Linked DNA regions of Homo sapiens: region 2 is linked to region 1. A link is a contact called in ENCODE Hi-C or POLR2A ChIA-PET data. All regions are on one chromosome and are shown on one strand. The core of a region is the stretch at or near the end of the contact, and the rest is flanking DNA. Distances in the headings are between cores, read along the strand shown.

Region 1 (3,971 bases), core at 812-3,311:
AACCAGGCCAGATTAGTGACTCACACCTGTAATCACAACACTTTGAGACGCCAAGGTGAGAGGATTGCTTGAGGCCAGGAGTTCAAGACCAGCCTGGGCAACATAGTGAAATCCTATCTCTACCAAAAGAATTTAAAAATTAGCCAGGCATAGTGGCATGCTCCTGCAGTCCCAGCTACTCAGGAGGCTGAGGCGGGAGTATCACTTGAGCCTAGGAGTTCCAGGTTACAGTAAGCTATGATCACACCACTGTATTCCAGCCTGGGTGACAGAGTAAGATCCTGTCACCAAAAACAAACAAACAAACAGGTATATAGCACTGGTTGATGATTTCTTCAATCTCCACACTCTGTTTATTTTTATTAGAGCACAACAAAGGTAATTTTGTTCAAGCCTACTACTTTAGGTTTAGGCTTGAACTGACTGCCAAGGGACACAGTTTACCTTTCTTGCCCAAAAATGTGGTGGCCCCAGTAATATTGCCTTCTTGGGTTGCTGGTTAATCCTCGCACAGGCTGAAACTGGAGATCATATTATATCAATGGTCTCGTTCTCTCAGGATCTCACAGATCGATTTCTAAATTTTGTTTTCCAAATTGGTGGTCCATTAGAAGCACCCAGGATTCCATCATTACACCTTCCTTTAGTCACCCAATTTGGGACTTAGCTCCATTTAACATCTACACGCTTTGATGTATTTTGGTCCTGGGCTCCATCTTATAGCACTCTTATAGAAAAACGCTTTCTTAAATCCTAGAAACAGCTTTGTTGGGTAGGTGTTTTCGTATCATCTCAGTTTAGAGATGTTGCAAAACCCAAACATTCTGACTACAGAATCCATATTCTTAACCACTACACCAGATTGCCTCCTCCAAAGAGGGTTTCAGACAACTCAGTTTCTTTATTTTTTAGATAAAGAACCCATAAAGGGAAGCGTGGCACACAGAGCATAAACAGAGGTCATGGACACCCCAACCTCCATGATATGAGACCTGAGGATCTAACTGGATCTTTTTGGAACCTCTTTGGTCAGCCATTAAATTGAGGCAACCACAGAATTCATCTTCTAAGATGACAGTAGGTGTGACCACAGAGCTTAGCTGGATTGACAAGTCTTGATGAAGGAGAGAATTTGTGGGCAGTGCCTTCAAACTTAGTTCCAAGTGCCTTAAGGAAGATCCTCTGGGGAGCTGGATCTCATATGTTCTTCTGCACCCCTCCTCCACCGCTCCCCCCCACACACACACACTCATCTTCTTTGTAAAAGACTTCTTTAAAACAACATAGAGTATCTTATCTACTCCACATGACAGAGGATGTTTTTATAGCAGCCAACACAAATGCCTAGATCATTTTTATCTAGGTCCTATTTATCTATCTAGGTCCTCAAGTTCCAGCTCACATCCCATCTGTCTGGAAACTAACAGCATTTCCATTGCAAAAAGTTACAATTGCATCTGCCCCACATGGGGGAATAAACCACACCTCTAGGATGCAGAGCTAGGAGACCACACACATCAGCCTTTACACAAGAATCTCAAGCTTTTCAACTGTAGTGTCCTATGACTATTCTCTTTTCTCAGAATGACACAAGTGGAGAGAATGCAAACAAACTACCAGAAATCTGGAGCATCATAAAAGAATCCATGTCACCCTTGATAGGAACAATTCTGTATTGGAATTAATTTTGCTGAATGAACCACAGGTTCCTGAAAACAAATGTGCTGCCGTTCTTACTTTAGGGTCCTGAAAATGTCACAGAATAACATGCTTTTTCTACCTCAGCTTTTGCTTTGCTTAAACTGTTTTGAAGTATACTAAATATGGCATTTAAAAGGGCAAAAAATATGAACCCAACAGTTTTTAGGCCTCCCTTATAAAGAAACAGTCCTTGTTTTTAAACTTTTCAAGTTTCTTAAATTTGCTTCTTTGCTGTCTGCTTTTAAAAATTCCAGACAGTAATTCTAATCACAGAAGTCTTTGTGAAACTACATTTCTGTAATTTTTTTTTTAACTCAAGTAATGTTATTGGAAGGAAGCAGAAAACCACAGTGCCCAAACAGAAGTGACTAATGCTAGCAGCAAGTGCTGTAATAAATAAGGCCCCGAGAGCAAGAGACCGCTGCACCACAGTAGCTTGTTGTATATTCCCATGGTCAGGACTATTTGGAGACCAGCAACCAGATTTTCCAGAGCTCTTGATGTGTTAATCAAGGTAACCAGGTGCAACTCCTTTCACTAGCAATCTTTTGCTAAAGATGATAGAAAGAAAAAATACAGGAAGAGCAAAAATCTAAAGAGAGGAAGAAGTCCAAATAAAACATTCACTCAGAAGACAGAAATCATACTAATATGGTCTATGCCCAGTTATATTACAGATCAGTTTTTAAATAACTACATATGTTTTAATGTCTGATGTAATGCATTACAGGTGTTCTCAAAGTTGTACATGGACGATGGACCAGTGACCTAACATTAAACTTTGAATTTCTCTACTACTGTTTCAACATGTTGTTGGCACAATTTCCGAATTAGTTACGTGGTTTTTCTTTGCCACCATAAGGATGTCTGCTCTGGGACCCAAAGAGTCAAAATGCCTTAATCAATCATTGAACTTTCCTTATCTTTATTTCAACTCTCACTCACTCACCTTTATCTAAAAAATATTTTGGTAGAGATTATGAATCCATATCCCACACCCTCCTCCTGCACAACCTATCTGCTTCTGCTCACTGCATGCCCCCCAGTCTTATGACATGATTGGTAATAACTATTTTTTTATTATGATAAATTTGATCACCTCAAAATCAGCAAGAGGCTTGTTTTAACCCAGACTTATGAGTTGTTTCTCTGACAATGACATTTCAGGTATAACCTTAAAGCAAATTTGGGATGTTGTTATTATTCTCCCAGGTGCAATGATCTTTTCTATCAAGTTGTTGTTATTTGAAAGATACACTTTGTTTTCAAAAACCATGAAAATATGAATGACCAATTGTCAAAGTAATTTATTAGAGACATTAAATTTATACCAATAATATAATACAAATAACATATAACAATGATAATTATCTTTTTGTACTTACAACCAAACCATATTTTCCCAGAAAGAAAGAAAGGAAGGAAGGAAGGAAGGAAGGAAGGAAGGAAGGAAGGAAGGAAGGAAGGAAGAAAGAAAGAAAGAAAGAAAGAAAGAAAGAAAGAAAGAAAAAGAAAGCAAGCAAGTGAGCGTGCGTCCAGGCGCAGTGGCTCACGCCTGTAATCCCAACATTTTGAGAGGCTGAGCTGGGCAGATCTCTTGAGCTCAGGAGTTCAAGACCAGCCTGGACAACATGGCGAAAACCAAAACCAAACCAAACCAAAACCAAAACCAAACCAAAACTATCTCCACCAAAAATACAGAAAATCAGCCAGGCACAGTGGTGCATGCCTGTAGTCCCAGCTACTCGGGAGGCTGAGGGAGAAGGATCACTTGAGCCCGAGAGGCAGAGGCTGCAGTAAGCTCACATCACACCACTGCGCTCCAGTCTGGGTGACAGAGTGAGACCTTGTCTCAAAATAATAATAATAATGTGCTCGATTCAGTAACCCACTAAAGTGGGTCTGAGTTTATCATTATTCTTTCCTTACTATCCCCATCGAAATTTATGGCAATAATAGCCTTGGATTCAGTAATTCCATTGCTAAGAACAAATTCTAATGAAGCACTCAGGATGCATCTTAAAAATCTTTGAGAATGTTTATCAGCTGGGCACGGTGGCTTATGCCTGTAATCCCAGCACTTTGGGAGGCCGAGGTGGGTGGATCACTTGAGGTCAAGAGTTTGAGACCAGCCTGACCAACATGGTGAAACCCTGTCTCTACCAAAAAAATACAAAATTATTTGAGTGTTGTGGTGCACGCCTGTAATCCCAGCTACTCAGGAGGCTGAGGCAGGAGAATCACTTGAACCTGGGAAGTGGAGGTTGCAG
Region 2 (3,971 bases), core at 599-3,098, 88 kb before region 1:
TAGTGGAGATATGGTTGCGCCATGTTGCCCATGCTGGTCTCGAACTCCTGGCCTCAAATGATCTGCCCACCTTGGCCTCCCAAAGTGCTGGGATTACAGGCGTGAGCCACTGCACCCGGCCTGAATAATAGCTTTGAAATATAAATTAGGCCAGTCTGAGTTAGAAAGTTATTATTTATAATAGGACACTTTGTCTAAGATTATTCCAAAATCATTCTTAGGTCACAAGTTATTCCACATAGCAGCCAAAGTGAAGCTCACGTGACCCCCTGCTCTAAAGCGACCTGCTTCTTGTTCCACCTGGATGGTAAATAGAGGCAGGTCCTCACTGCAGACCACCACACCCTGCATAACAGCCCTGGCCACCCTTTCCTCCCATGTCTCTGATGTGCTCCCCTCCTTCACCCCCTTCCAGTCTCCTGGTTTCTCTGCTGCTCCTCCCACCTCCTGCACCTGCGCCAACTGTTCTATCTGCTTGCAAGGTGTTCCTCGAGTCTTCCTAAAGCTTATTCCCTCACTTAACGCCTGCCTCCTACAGACGCCATCTCTTCAGAGATGCTCCTACCTCACCCCTGTCTAAAATGGCCTCACCCCTGTCATTTTCTGTCTCTTAATCTGCATTAATTTTCTTCAGTGCAACTTAAGTTTTCATTCTCTGTCTTTCCTACTAGAATGTAAGCTCCACGAGGGAAGGGGCCTTGTTTGTCATGTTCACTCCTGTACCCAACTACCTTAACAGTGCTAGGCATACAGTGGGTACTTGGAAATATAAACTAAGAACATGCAATCTCACCTCAGCCACAAATATGAGAGAAATAATAGCCTATTGTATACAACCCAACTAGCCAGGTGCAGGCTCCATCCTCAAGAAATGGTCCTGCTGCACTCTTTCCTGCTCCTCACATAGGATGAACAGGAGGGCCGAGTGGCCAGGAGCTAGATGCTTGAATTGGAAACCTGGTCCTGCTATCTAACAGAAAGTTATTTAACCCTCTGTTCTTCATTTGTAAAGTGGGGATAATAAGAGCACCCACCCAAGAAGGCTGCTGTGATGATAAAACGGGATAACACTACAAGGTGCTTAGAACAGTGCCAGGCACTCAAGATCACATAATAAATACTGAAGGAATTATTATTATTTCATTTTCTGAATTCCAATCTCAAAAAAAACAAAATAAACAATTTTAAAAGTCACACTGTCATGTGGAACTGATCCACTTTAAGTGGTGAGAGGTTTCTTCCTGGTCAACTTTCACCTTGGAGGGATTAAACCAAAGTGTGAAATTCATCATAATGGTCACCAAGGCTAAGAAAACAATTTTTTTTAAACAAGGAGAGGTTTATAAACCATTTTTATATAACATAAAATTTGTTCGAATATAAATGGAAAGTAGTGAGATGTTTTACTTCACTTAAATTTTATAATACGAGTTCTATATTTAGAACTTTAAAAATTCTAGCCTTTTTTTGAATGAAAATACTTCCCTATTCCAACTCATGAACTGAAAGAGAAAAAGAAACTGTACAAAACCCGAGGTCTGAAAATAAAAGGGCTAACCTCACCAACATGTTGCCATCCAAACAGGGGAGGGTTTTGTTTTAAACTAAATTTAGGTATAAAATTAAAGCCCAGACCCAGTAGGATTTGGACTGCCACATGACATCCACTACCCTTGCGTGGGTAAAAATGAAAGGCAAACGTCTGACTTAGACCAAACAGCAGCAGTCAAAATGGATGAAACTAAAGCAGCTGAAGCAAAGACAAAGACAGGCACTGGATGAAGTAAGCTTCCATGGAAACAGAGGGGTGACAGTTGGTCAAGGCTGGCTGAGGGCATAACTCAAGGCCTCTGCCGCTGAGCATCGGTGGTGCAGCTGCCTTCACTCAGCACCCCTTCCTTCCTCTGCTCCCTCTAGTCGAGGCAGGAAAACAAACGCTAAGCTGGCTTGTCACTCATTTCCCACTGTGCTCCAGTTAAACATGTATATTCACAGATCCCTTCCAGGGTCCCCTCTGTGTCCACCCTGCCCTCCAAACAAACCTTCAGTTTCCTAGACCAAGCTCAAAACCTGCTTTCTGTCTCAAGAAGCAGGTCATCATTGCTTCTCTAGCTAGTCCAACTGACCTCTTCCTCCAATCAACCTTCAAGTGCAAGGCTGCATCCAGGTCCCTACCCAACACTTTATCTTACTGAAATCTTTTCAAAGAGTGACCAGAGACCAATCAGGATAGAGAGGGGTCAGGGCATCACATCCTATGAAGAAGAGTGGGGCTATTTAACCACAGGGGAAGACTAGAAGGGCACACAGTGGCTCTCAAATTATTAATGAACTGTCACAGGAAAGAAGGAAGATCTCTTCTAGCCTAGATTTGAGGCAGATACGATGAAGGGCTTTCTAGTTACTTATCAGTTCAGGGCAGGAACTGCCTTCTTCTCAATTCTCCAGGCTATTAGCCACCGGATTTCTGAAACAGTAGTTGGGGTTTAAGTTGGGGTCCAGAGCTTGGCACCGAAAAGGCAGCATGGCACAAGAGCAAAACTGTCTTTGGAACCAGAAAGATTGGAGTTCAAATCCCAGTTCAGTTACTACATGTTGTGGCATCTTGAACTAAATTCTTAACCTTTCTTGACAGTTTGTTCACCTGAAAAAAAAAAGGTGGTTTATAAGACTGATCTTGCTGGGATGCTATAAAGATTAGAAAGCGTACTTATAATGGACCTGGCACATTGACGCAGTTAACAGAACAAGCTGCTGATAGTGTTAAATGGTGTGGGAGGCAGAGATACTAGCTAAAAATTGCATATTGCTTACTGTGTGTGAAACACTGTTCTAAGCCCTTTAACATGTTATTTCCCATCCTGGCTAACATGGTGAAACCTTGTTTCTACTAAAGATACAAAAAAATTAGCCGGGCATGGTGGCATGTGCCTGTAGTCCCAGCTACTTGGGAGGCTGAGGCAGGAGAATTGCTTGAACCCAGGAGGCGGAGGTTGCAGTGAGCCAAGATAGTGCCACTGCACTCCAGTGTGGGTAACAGAATGAGACTCTGTCTAAAAAAAAAGAAAGAAAAAGAAAAGAAAAGAAAAGAAAAACGTGTTATTTCATCTCTTCCTCGTGACAACCCAATTGTCTCCATTTTACAGATGAGGAAACTGAGGCTCAGAGTTAAGAGTGTGGCAAAGTCTCAGTGTGGCAGAGAAAGAAAAGTTGAGGGTTGAGGTTGACAGACCTCAAATTGTCAACCCTTTCACCTGCTGGCTGTGAGAACTGGGCAAGTTACTTCACTTTTCCGAGCCTGTTTTCCCAGCAATAAAATAGAAAGACCAACCCCTCTACCTCAGACAGTTCAGAGGAAATTTAATGAAACAGCCGATTTAACTTTCCTGAACATAGTTTTCCTCCCTGAACAGGGCAACAGAATGAACTGGATGTATTCAATGATAGTTTTCAACGTATATGAGTGGAGCTCATGTCCTAGGAATTCACAACCCATCAAGCAAAGTTACAAGTTCCAATTTCAAGGGCACTTTTCAGAAGGAAAGCTCTCCCTGCTGACCCTGACCCAACCCTCCTCCAACAAATTTATTTTTGTCTATGTCCAAGCTTGGGGTGGAAAGACTTGCAAAATAAGGGCTCAAGAATCTCTTGGTGAGTTTGTGGTCAACTATCTAGCTCTCTGAAGTGAGTAATTATTTATGGGCTAAAAAATACCCTTTCCTAGCAGCTGGAGGACGGGTGATGTGTAAAATAGCTGAAGAAGTAAGGATGTGAAAGACAAATGATTATTTGTGAGCTGAAGGTGTCCCAGGAAGCAAACCTCAAACCTCCTCTCCTTCTAGGTCCTTGGCCTGCAGCTTGCCTGTGGAATAAACCAACAGAGGAGGTGAGAAAGTAAACGGCAGCTGAAAGCATCTGCAGCTCTGTCCCGCCTTGGCTGAGGGAACACTCTGCCAGCCAGCTCCTGCCCT

What was found. A loop is a pair of places that touch in the nucleus more often than their neighbours do. ChIA-PET counts read pairs that join two places held with the same protein, here RNA polymerase II (POLR2A). Pooled maps may share reads with other maps.
Region 2: a map of endothelial cell of hepatic sinusoid shows a loop between it and region 1 (3-fold over the local background). The contact joins two enhancer-like sites. A Hi-C loop is called at or near these places in 2 of 168 maps with a recorded cell type or tissue (endothelial cell of hepatic sinusoid and endothelial cell of umbilical vein) and 4 of 50 pooled maps. POLR2A ChIA-PET finds 5 or more read pairs at or near these places in 2 of 52 experiments (AG04450 and BJ).

What each region holds. Positions count from the first base shown.
Region 1 is chr3:149,619,335-149,623,305 of GRCh38, forward strand. The region is part of intron 2 of WWTR1 (WW domain containing transcription regulator 1); the gene reads right to left. Among named protein-coding and RNA genes, the nearest start is that of WWTR1-IT1, 31 kb to the right of the region's middle. Within about 2 kb of position 2,062, at least 5 of the 41 ENCODE cell types and tissues checked have a DNase peak (open chromatin) inside an H3K27ac peak, as active enhancers do; they include endothelial cell of umbilical vein, where a contact is called at or near this core.
Region 2 is chr3:149,531,114-149,535,084 of GRCh38, forward strand. The region is part of intron 4 of WWTR1 (WW domain containing transcription regulator 1); the gene reads right to left. Among named protein-coding and RNA genes, the nearest start is that of TM4SF4, 58 kb to the left of the region's middle. Within about 2 kb of position 1,849, at least 3 of the 41 ENCODE cell types and tissues checked have a DNase peak (open chromatin) inside an H3K27ac peak, as active enhancers do; they include endothelial cell of umbilical vein, where a contact is called at or near this core.